Linked DNA regions of Homo sapiens: region 1 is linked to region 2. Evidence: read pairs that join two places in POLR2A ChIA-PET (ENCODE). Cell type or tissue: MCF 10A. All regions are shown on one strand. Links, peaks and the distances in the headings refer to the core of each region. The heading gives the core; the rest is flanking DNA. Region 1 has its middle 450 kb from the start of LINC02945. Region 2 has its middle 340 kb from the start of LINC02945.

What was found. Peaks named below come from ENCODE experiments on the same cell type or tissue, not always from the same donor. Only the 100,000 strongest peaks of a DNase experiment are listed, where the experiment ranks them.
Region 1: POLR2A ChIA-PET joins it to region 2 with 6 read pairs; 2 of 35 experiments call an interaction of 5 or more read pairs at or near these places.

The regions. Positions count from the first base shown.
Region 1 is chr4:111,662,688-111,668,080 of GRCh38, reverse strand. No RefSeq gene overlaps it. Among named protein-coding and RNA genes, the nearest start is that of LINC02945, 450 kb to the left of the region's middle. In MCF 10A, for the core only: no CTCF peak of the experiment used is centred there; no DNase peak of the experiment used is centred there.
Region 2 is chr4:111,771,033-111,776,425 of GRCh38, reverse strand. No RefSeq gene overlaps it. Among named protein-coding and RNA genes, the nearest start is that of LINC02945, 340 kb to the left of the region's middle. In MCF 10A, for the core only: no CTCF peak of the experiment used is centred there; a DNase peak (open chromatin) is centred at 2,355.

The sequences.
Region 1 (5,393 bases), core at 299-5,298, 110 kb after region 2:
TAATGAGCCATCCCACCATTAAGTGACTTAAAATAGCAACATATAATTATTCCCTAGGTTTCTGTTGATTGACTGGAGCTCAGCTGGATGGTACTTTTGCTGTTCTAACTTGGTGTCACTCATGTAGCTGTCATCAAATGGTGGCCAATACTATAACATCCAAGATGGCTTCCAGTGTCTTGGCAGGATGGCTGCAAGGTTGGGCTGAACTTGGGTGGTAGGATGGGCAGGCCTCTTCATTTCTATCTAGTCTCCAAGGTCTCACCCTCTCTTTGTGGTCTTCCTACATCTTCTCTCTACATGATATCTCTGTATCATGTCAGCTGGACTTCTTATATGAAAACACAAGGGCTCTCAAAAGCTCAGGAGAAGCTGTCAGGCCTAAAAAGGCTTAGGCTTAAAACTGGAATGGTGTCACTACATTTCACTGGTTGAAGCCAGTCAGTCCAATATAGAAGCAGATTACACAAAGGCATAAATACTGGGAGGTTCATTGCTAACTGGGGACCATCTTTGGAAACTCTCATAGTCAGTGATTTGAAGTCATTATCATGTCAAGCCTCATCAACATCATCACAACTGCAGCAACAACAACAACAACAACAAAAACCAGCTAATATTTCTGGGGCCCTTAGTATTTACCAAGCATGATTATTAGTACTTTACATTTATTAATGTATTTAAATCTAGAGAGAAGCAATATTATTATTCAAATTTTACAGTTGTGGAAACTGAGATCTGAGAGATTAAGTAATTTGCTCAACATTGTGTAGTTTATACTTTGAAGCCAAGCAGCTGTCAGAGTTTGTGCTAGTGAGCACAATGTTATGCTGCTTCACTTGTGGAATGTAAAATCCCATGAATATCTCTCTATATCACATCTGACCATCTCTACTAAACAAAGAATGTCAAAAATATTTTAAAATGATGTGCTGTTTCTCATTATTTCTACCATTCTCAAAATACTTCAAAATAGCGCAAAAGATTCAGCTTTATTTATTATGCAAAGGATTTGATGTGAGTCTTAGTTGAGTTTGCCAGCTGAAGGGCTGTGGTATTGTGTTCCTGGTACATGATTCAGGGTCAAGAGTTCCAGACTCTGTGCCACAGGAACGGGGCTTAAGCCTGAGAGGCCTTGTTATTAGTTGTGCTACCATACATTATCACATAATTTCTCTAAATTTAAATATAGCAGTGTTACTTTAATAACTCATCCAGTGGCATAAACATACTTTCCTATCTATAGAATAGGGATGATAACCTTTAGTTCTCAGAGTTTTCTGAGCTGAAATGAATGTGCAAAGTTGTGTATGCTAAAATAGTTTCATATAATTCAATTTATACAAACTACAAGGTAGTATTAATGACAATTGAGATAAAAATAGAGCTGAATTTATGTTTTACAGTTATTGTTAGAAACCACTTTAATAATTCAACTGACCAGCCTAATATTCTTTCTGGTGTGGTACCTATATTAAGATATCCCCAAAAGTTTAAGATTGACTGAGACAAAGCCTTTGAATATGTAAAAAGTGAAACAAAAATTGTTTTCTCTAAAAACAAACTTTACTCATTTCATCTTGGATACTCAAAATGTCTTCATTATTTTCTTTAATTTTCACTGGTGCCTATTACATGCCAGGCATGTATACTGGCTCAGCTCAGGCCAATTTCTGCAACAATGGAAATGCTTTGTATATGCACTATCCAGTGCAGCAGCCACTTGCCACACGTGGCTTTTCAGCACTTGAAATATGGCTATTGCAACTGATCAACAGAATCTTTAATTTAATTTTATTTAAATTAATTTGAACTTAAATTTAAGCAACCATATGTGGGTGGCAGCTACCATATTGGATGCTGCAGAATTAGACACTATCAATGTGTCCTACTGTCTTTCATATCCTGGTTCACTTTTGGGAGGCGATGCTCTTGGAGTCTTATCTTTTGATGGTGATTGGTATTATTCATCCATACCCTTTAACCTTGCCCTGCTTTAGTTAAAGGTATACATTTTCAAGGAAACTGACAAATGCTAAGGAGGCCATCTGGCTTAAAGAAGTGTTGGTAACTGCCTTCTCTAGGCATGCGGAGCTCATGAGTTTGAGTCAGATTTTCCTTAAACATCAAACAACTTTAAAAAGCTAGAAAAACCTAACCATATGCCCAATCCCCTTATAGTTTTAGGAAAAGAAATAACATGGGCAGTAAAGGAGCCATTTTAACTAATATATACTCAGCATTAGAGTGGGAAAACTCAGTAACTTCTTAAATCCACAGTGTCTTACATGATTTAATTGTTTAGCTTTTGCAAAATTCAAAAATCATTGTTATGTTCCTTTCATTTAATTTTTAAATCTTAGAAAAATTCGTTTCATATGTTTCTGATAAATGTAGATAGAACTCATCGAAATGCATTTGGTAAGAGTTGTTTTTAGAAGATTCCAGATATCCCGTGAATCTTTGGAATAATGAGAACGACTTCATTAGTTTTGCATAAAATTCCCATTTAGTCAGAGATTATTAAACTGAAAGCCCAGCCATCTACCACGTCAGTTGAGTGCTGAAACTATTCCCCCTTCTATAGCTGGCTGAATATTAGTATTTAGGAATAAGTTATGTCTATACAAGCAATATAGGACTAAAAATCACCTACCAATTTCCTGTCTATGTTTAGGATAAAGAAGCTGTGGCTCAGAGAATAAAAGTAAGTTGTTCAAAATCTTTAATGTGGCTTAAGACAGATAAGAAATTTGAACTCAGGCTACCTGGTCGTTGGTCATTAATATTTTTCAACAGAGTACACAGTCTCATCTTCATTCTTTAAGTCAATGTAGTGATAGGTTAGAAAAATACTTTGGTGTTTTTAAGAGCATACAAGAATACCTTTAATTTTATTTAATTTTTCCTCTGATAGCACATAATTAACAATTCAATTAAATATATATGCCAAAATTACTGCCAAAAGAAATATATCTTTTAATTGACATAAACATGAAGACATTTCTTATGCAGAATATCTAATGGGAAATTCCCCTCGGTAGCTAGCTGTTTTTTGATCAAAGAAAATAAAAAGAAGATAAAAGATTTTGCCTAATTGCTTTCCAGAGAAAAATAGATGGAGTCATATTCTGTATGATTTGTGAATGTAAAAGCTTGTAGAATTGTATGATATAATTCAAGGGATGAATTGTGTGTCAGTTCACACCTGATGCCCTGAGATCCCATGGCTTTTTTAGGTTTTTGTTCTAGGGATTTTAGAGAAGAGGTGTCACTTAAACTCTTAAGTGCTCTCAGTTCCTTTGGGGAATGTCTGTCTGAAGGAATCTTGGTGTCTCTAAATTCTTGTCTGTTGCTATCATCAATTCAACAGCATTGTAGCTCCCCTCTAAAAATTTATAAGCTAGCAAATGGCTGAAGCTGGGAAGATAAAAAATGCCCACTGTGCTATCTATCATTTGACTCTTTCAGAGATGTTTACACACAAAGGCTTTTTGGACAGACACTATTCAGCTCCTGACAATTTACAAATGCCTTCCTAGATAGATTTAAAAATTAATCTTAAGGAGACCAAAGGTTTGGAGCATGGAGATGGGATGTTCAGGGTATAGCCTTCTTTGTATGCTTGATTCATGGGAAGTCTGAGGTAAAATTTTGAGTGTCTGGAGATCTTGGATCCAGTCCACAATCTTTTCCTAGTTGCTCTGCAACGCTGAACAAGTTAGTTAACCTTTTTGTGCTCATTCTAGGCTCTCAGTTTAAAAAAGGGAGATCAATTCCATGAAAATTAAGGTGCTATTAATAGTTATACAAGGTAATACATTAAAAACTCTCTATATCATTCATTAAAAATCAGATTGTTATTTAAAAAGTTGGAATTTAATCTCATCTAAAAAAGCTTAGTTATTGAAAATTAAAGGACAAAGGTTTTAAATACTTTTGGAAGATAAAAGTAGAAGAAAACAAATACTCTACAGATAGAATTAAGTTTACAAAATAGCCTCACAATGGAAATATGGAATCAGAAAGGCTATCAATAAGAAAAAAAAGTTAAAATAATGAAAAGCATTATTTTCTAGAATTTACAAAAATATGACATTTAAGGGAGGAAGAAAAGGCCACTATTAACATAAATATTATAGATCCTTATAGTAAATGATTACTGAACAGAATTTTCATCAAGGTACTATTTTAAGTAAAGTTTCTTTGTGATGATTACGATGAGATGTAAAAATTTTAAAAGAAATGTGCCTTTTTAGCCAGGTGCAGTGGCTCACACCTGTAATCCCAGCACTTTGGGAGCCTGAGTTGGACAGATCACAAGGTCAGTAGTTCGAGACCAGCCTGGCCAATATGGTGAAACCCCACCTCTACTAAAAATACAAAAATTACTCGGGCGTGGTGGCGGGCGCCTGTAGTCCCAGCTACTCAGAAGGCTGAGGCAGAAGAATTGCTTGAACCTGGGAGGCAGAGGTTGCAGTGAGCTGAGATTATGCCACTGCACTCCAGCCTGGCGACAGAGCAAGACTCCATCTCAAATAAAAAAAAAGGTGTCTTTTTAATTTTAATATTTTTCATCTATATTTACTACTAATCATATAATTATATTTACTAGTAATAATATAATCAAACATTAGACACCAAATATGTATTTTTGTGGTTGCAATAAATCACATGCTAAAATTAATTCATAGGTTAGCAGTCCAGCTTTAATTCATATGTCTCCTTGTTTATGCATATTGCCAAATATTCATGTTTTATTAAACACTAGAGAACTGCTTTTTCACCTCTGGTAATTTTATGACCATGACTGGATTTACTATAACCTCAATTCTAAGCAAGAGAATAAAGACTTCAATAATGTCAAATAAAATAGCATGAAGTGGTCTTGTAGCATACTATTATTGTTTCATAGTCAACATTTAACAATAATTATTCTTTGGAGAACTTTGTGTTATGTGGTTTTTGTAGAACTACATGTGATTTAGTGACAATAGCTTTCTTTAGTGATTACAGATTTAAAGGATTACTGAACTCTTCAGATTTTAAAACAACAGAATTTCCAAGAGGATTTTATTTTCAATTCTTGTTTACTTCCTAAATCATGCATTAATGTGATGTTTGGAAAATGAGCTAAATTTCTAGTGCTGAACCAGAGCCATCTAGAATGTGAATTAGAAAATTGAAAACAAATTTGCTAATGTGTACTAGAAATGATGTATTATATGCAAATGCATTTACAAATAAAGCACAGTGTAAGTAGAAGTATGAGTGTGGAATGTGCACCTAGTTAGGAAATAAACCTATTTTTTGCATGCATGGTATGACCCCCCATGGATTAAAAGGGTTTATATATGTCAAAACTGTAGATCGGTGCCTAGCACACAGTAAGA
Region 2 (5,393 bases), core at 287-5,286:
TTTCCTAAGAGTCTTTCCTGACTGCATGGTTTGGATAGAGGTAAGACAGTGGTATGAGTCACTGTCAGTATCGGAATAACTCAAAGAGATAAACAAAAGTTATCTAAACAAACAAGTTATAATTCCATTCCATGAAGACATTTTTAGGAACATTCACTTTTTTTTCCCAAGTTGATAGAACATCAAGCAATACATAAACACTGAAATAAATTGCATATTCTAGATATATGTGAAAAGGAAAGGCATCTTAGTGTAACTGAGCACATATGCATCACACATAGTTTCCTTCTGAGCTGTAACACTGTTCCCCCCCTCCCAGTTGGGAAGATACATCTGTGTCTCCTCCCTCATTTGATATGATCCAGTAAAATCCCAGCTTTGGAAACACTTGCCTGGAACATCAACGATTACTTCATTTATCAGCACATATATTTAACTCCGGTCCTTGCTGGGCAGGTCTTAGCTATGAGGTAACTCAACCTATGGCATCACTGCTCTGTGTACCTTTTCACCAGGGGACTCTGTAACCTGCCTCTCCAACACTGTCAAGACTGATGTCAGCTGTTTCCCAGTTCCACACGGTGGACAAATGAACACTATTTGAAGAAAAACAGAAATGCCTGTGGAAGGTTTGCAGTATTTATGGATGTTACAATTGTGAACACTAGGCTTCAAACTGAAAGTTAAGTTACAAAACATGATGCTGCGAAAACTCTACTGGAACTAGGAAGCTATCTCTCTGCCAGATTTTCTCTATGGACTCCTCCTCCTCCCCTCCCCTCCTGAAGTTTCTTTTCCTTAGGTACTTGTCTTTCATTTTGAAAAGGTTTTACACATTAATGGCACTTTCTCTTTAATAGACTATAGCACGTTCGTAATAGTATTTTTTAAATTCTTATTTTAGTCATTACATTCACCAGCCTTGCCAACAGGGTGTGAGCACAAGTTACCTGAGAATAGATTTTCTTGTTCTAAGATACTGTTTTTTTGGTTGGTGTGGGGGAAAATGAAGGTGTTTGCTTGTTTTGCTGAATTAACTAGAAAGGACTAAATTAACAGGCTACCTTGACACATAAAAAGCTTCCTATGTAACAATGCTATTGAGCATATGTATTTAATTGCATTTCACATATCATGTTTTAGACTTCCTGCAGGGCCAGCTCTGTGGGCATGACACACATGTAATACCACAGAATTCTATCCTCAGTGGAGCCTCATGTTGCCCTGGGCCCCACATATTATGTAGCTGGTCTTGACTTCCAGTAATAATTTCTTACAGATTCTAGGCCTTTAGGTACATTGTGACTGCTAGAGAAGGCTGGTTTATATCCATGAGAACACAGTGGGTATTCAATAAACTGTTGATTTAGACAGAGCCCTGGTTGTGAAAGAAGAATATAAGTATCAGATGGTTGTATAAGATTGTTAAAGAATAATCACATAAAGTTTTCCATTGACATTCATTGTGAAAACAAAGATTTGTTCTTATGCTCCATTCTGTCAGTGGACAGAGTTGATGTTTTTTGTTGACAAGAGTTGTTTCAATTAAGGAGCTTGCCTTATTCTTCATGGAAACTCTAGGCAAGGCAGAAAAATCACTGAGGAAAGAACAAAGGGTCTAGTTGACAGGGTGCTGTGACCCCCAGCTAGAATGTCTCAGTACTTAAATAGAAAGTTGCTAATGTAGGGATTATGGAAAAGTAGAACTTGCTGTATGTTGTAAAGTGTTGCTGATGCTCGCCAAACTTCTCCAGAAGGCCCTTGAGCAGATGGGAAAGCTGGGTGGGCATTGGCTGGAGCCATGGTGTTTCATCATGCAGTTGGTGTGGACTAGCTGTTTGCTCTTTGATAAAGTATGGTATTATTTAAAACAAAAAAAAAGGGTAGGCTTTTCAAGGAAGTTAAGAGGATGTGTTTACATAATTAAAATTATGACTTCCTCCTTCTGTTTGGAAAAGTTATGTTTATTATAATAATTTGCTAGTCTGTGATCTTGGTCTAAAATTCTTCAACATATAGCTTCTGGACTCCTACAATTAACTTTCTGTGATATCTTCCAAATTACTGGGTGCTTTCATGGCCTGTGGTCCTATGAGTGAAGATTATAAAGTCTTTTAGAACAACAGAGATCATGTTTAAGCCCTGGTCATGGGCACAGTGATGGACTTAATCTCTGACTACAATGAAGCCAGGCATTTTGATATTTCATTGTCGTAGCAGGAGTGTTTGGCTTTGTTTTCTGCAGACTGGCACTGTGCCATTACTTTATATCCTCCTGAAATAGCACATCTTATACCTGTGCCTCCTTCCACTGCTCTTGCGTTAATTCAAGGCTGAGAAGAAGTGGCCCCGTGCCAGCTCTAATTAAGCAATAAGACACTCCAGGCAGTACATTTCTGGGGATTACTGCATGCCTGCCTTAAGTGCATCACTACTCAAGAAGGGCAATCATCCTTTAGAAAATGCATTCTCTGAAGTGACTTATTGCCATTTGGAAGGGGAACTTTTATAAACTAGAAAGAAGAAAGAGAGGAGGATATGTATTTCCCATGCACTGGATGGTATTCTCTGTGTGTGGCTTTCTTATTTCTTTGGAAGAGGGAAGCAATATTCACTCTAGAACAACACAGTCAGCATTAGACACTCTATTCAGGGTCAATCTGACCACGAACACATATTTGTTCTATTATTTTTTCACTGTTGAGCTGTATACCCAATGGATATAACTTTAAATCTGAGGTGTTTTTTTCCTGTAGTATGTGTTTCCTCACCAGATAAACATTAAGATAACAGTAAAATTCTCTTGTTGCTTTAAGTTTAAAAAAGAGTTACAAAATGAATCCCGATGAGCTTAAGACAGTCACTTACTTTGTTTTCTTGTGTCTAAGAGGCACACAGTATAGAGTATGGCTTATGAAGCCAATCTCTCAAGCCAGACTGCCAGGTTTGAATGCTAACCCTGACACTTTTTATCTGTATGACCCTGAGAAAGTTATTTTAATTCTCTGTTCCTCATTTTTCTTATCTGTAAATATATTTAATAAGTATACTTATTATAGAGGGTTGTTTTATGGATTAAATGCGGTGACATATATAAAGTACTTAATTTTGTCTGGTACATAGCAAAGCAAAAATATATGTTCATTTTGGGAATAATAATTATTATATTTTAATTTATCAGTAATCCTGAAAGGATGATTAGCAGAGAATTAGAATTACTCTAATTTACTTTTAACTGAATAAACTGGAAAAATTGATATCTCTAGGTTTTATTCTCTATATCTATAAAATGACCAGTACCCTAGGCATGCTCTGGTGGCCTCCAGTGATCCCTGGCTCTTGGTTTTCACACCCTGTGTAATGTTTTCCCCCTGGATGAGGGCTACACGGAGATGTTACATCTGAGATTAGGTTGTAAAAGATGGTGGCTTCTGTCTTAAAGCCCTTTTTAGCTCTCTTTGTCTGTCTCAGCTCACCAGCTACAAAGTCACAAGGACACTCAGAAAACGTGTACAGTGGGCATGCAGTAAGAACCTAGACCAGCCAGTAATGACACAAGTGAACCTGAAAGCAGACCCCCAGCCCTGGAAAGCCTTGAGATGAGTGCAGAGTTAGCCGACAGTCTGACCAGAGTCCCGTGAGAGATGTGACAAGAGATGTAGAAACAGGGGCACCAGCTAAGCTGTACCCAGATTTAACAGCAAAGGGACTGAGATAACAAACACTTTTGTCATTAGGCACTAAGTTTGGGGGTAATTTGTTATGCAGCAAAAGGTAACATACAGTCGATAATATGTGGAAGATGGCGGAAAACACAAAATGCTTGCCAAATTGAGGCATTGATATTGTTAACACTATCTTCAAGAAACTAATAGGAACAAAAGATGATTAAACTTTAATATTATTACCTTTATTATTTGCTTCATTTGTATTTGTATCATTCGCTCATTTTTTAAAAAAACTAGAAATCACCTCCTATGTGGCAGGCACCATTACAGGGCTGGCAATTTAGCAGCAGACAAAATAGACATCTTCTGAAGCTTGCATGTTCATAAATTTCTTAAGATATAATATATTAGATATTGCTAAGTACTCATGATCAAAATTAAACAAGGAAGGAGGATAGAGAGTGCTTGCATTTCAAAAACAGTTTTTAAACCTTGGCTAAGAAAACTTCATGAGAAGATAATATATAGGTCAAAAATCTAAAAACACAGAAGCAGTCCATGAGGGTATTGACAAAAGAACGTTCCAAGCAGAACATATAAATATACTATGATAAAAATAAAAAATAGACAAGCAAAGTCAAAGTGCTAAGGCACTGATGTCAAAGCTTTCCTGGTCCTTTAGGAGCAATTAGAGATGATAAGGGGTACAGGGAAGGAGTCAGTGCAGTTTTCTGTAGGCCATTTAAGAATGTAGGCTTTAACACTTGAATGAGATGGGAAATCACAGAGTAATCCAAGTAGGCAGTGGCATGATTTGATTCCAGTTTTAGAAGATCTTAGGCTGTTCTTGAAAGTATAGAATAGGCGTGGGCGTGGAAGGTGGAGAGGCAATATAGTAGTGGAGACCAGATACTAGTTAGTTTAAGTAAAATAGTAAAATATGACTTAACTGTGGTAATTGAAAAAAAGATAATATTCCTTTCATTTCTAAATATTATATTAACCTTGTTAAATTTTCATGGGAAAGGCAACACAAGCATTAAAATAGAAGTAAAACATGTTATTTTATTCATGACATTTGATAAGACCTAGCCTTAAGACTAAAATTACAAATGTACATCTAAATCCAAAATGATTCAGCTACATATATATAATATATAAAATTACATGTATATATATATATACATGCATAGCTGCAGAAAGTGTGTGTATATATGTGAATATGTGTACATATAAACACATGAGAGAGAGCATGAGCATGTAAATATGACAATGTTGGCAACTAGTAAAACCAAATGAAGATGTTGTATGGCTGTTTATTTACTATTTTTGTCAATTTTCTGTAGGTTTGACATTGTTAAAAATAAAATGATAGGAGAAAACATGCATCACAATTGTGTATTCCAAATTGGTTTTGTACTTAACATATAAGTATACTATGATAAAAATAAAAAATAAACGGGACTATGACCTTAAGATTACCACTCAAGTATTTAGACACTAATTATGACTAATTTTAAACACTATAAAGTTATATCAAATCACTGATGCTTGAGGCTTTGGCCATTTTCTGGATGATTATAACTTAACACTGATGAATCCTTGCAGGAAACCTCATTTAAATGCTAAAATAATTAACTTCAGAGCACTTGCTAAAGGGAAGTTGGTAGATTTAACTTAGCAGAGTATGGTAGCTGCAGAGTAGTTGACTCACTTGCCTAATAT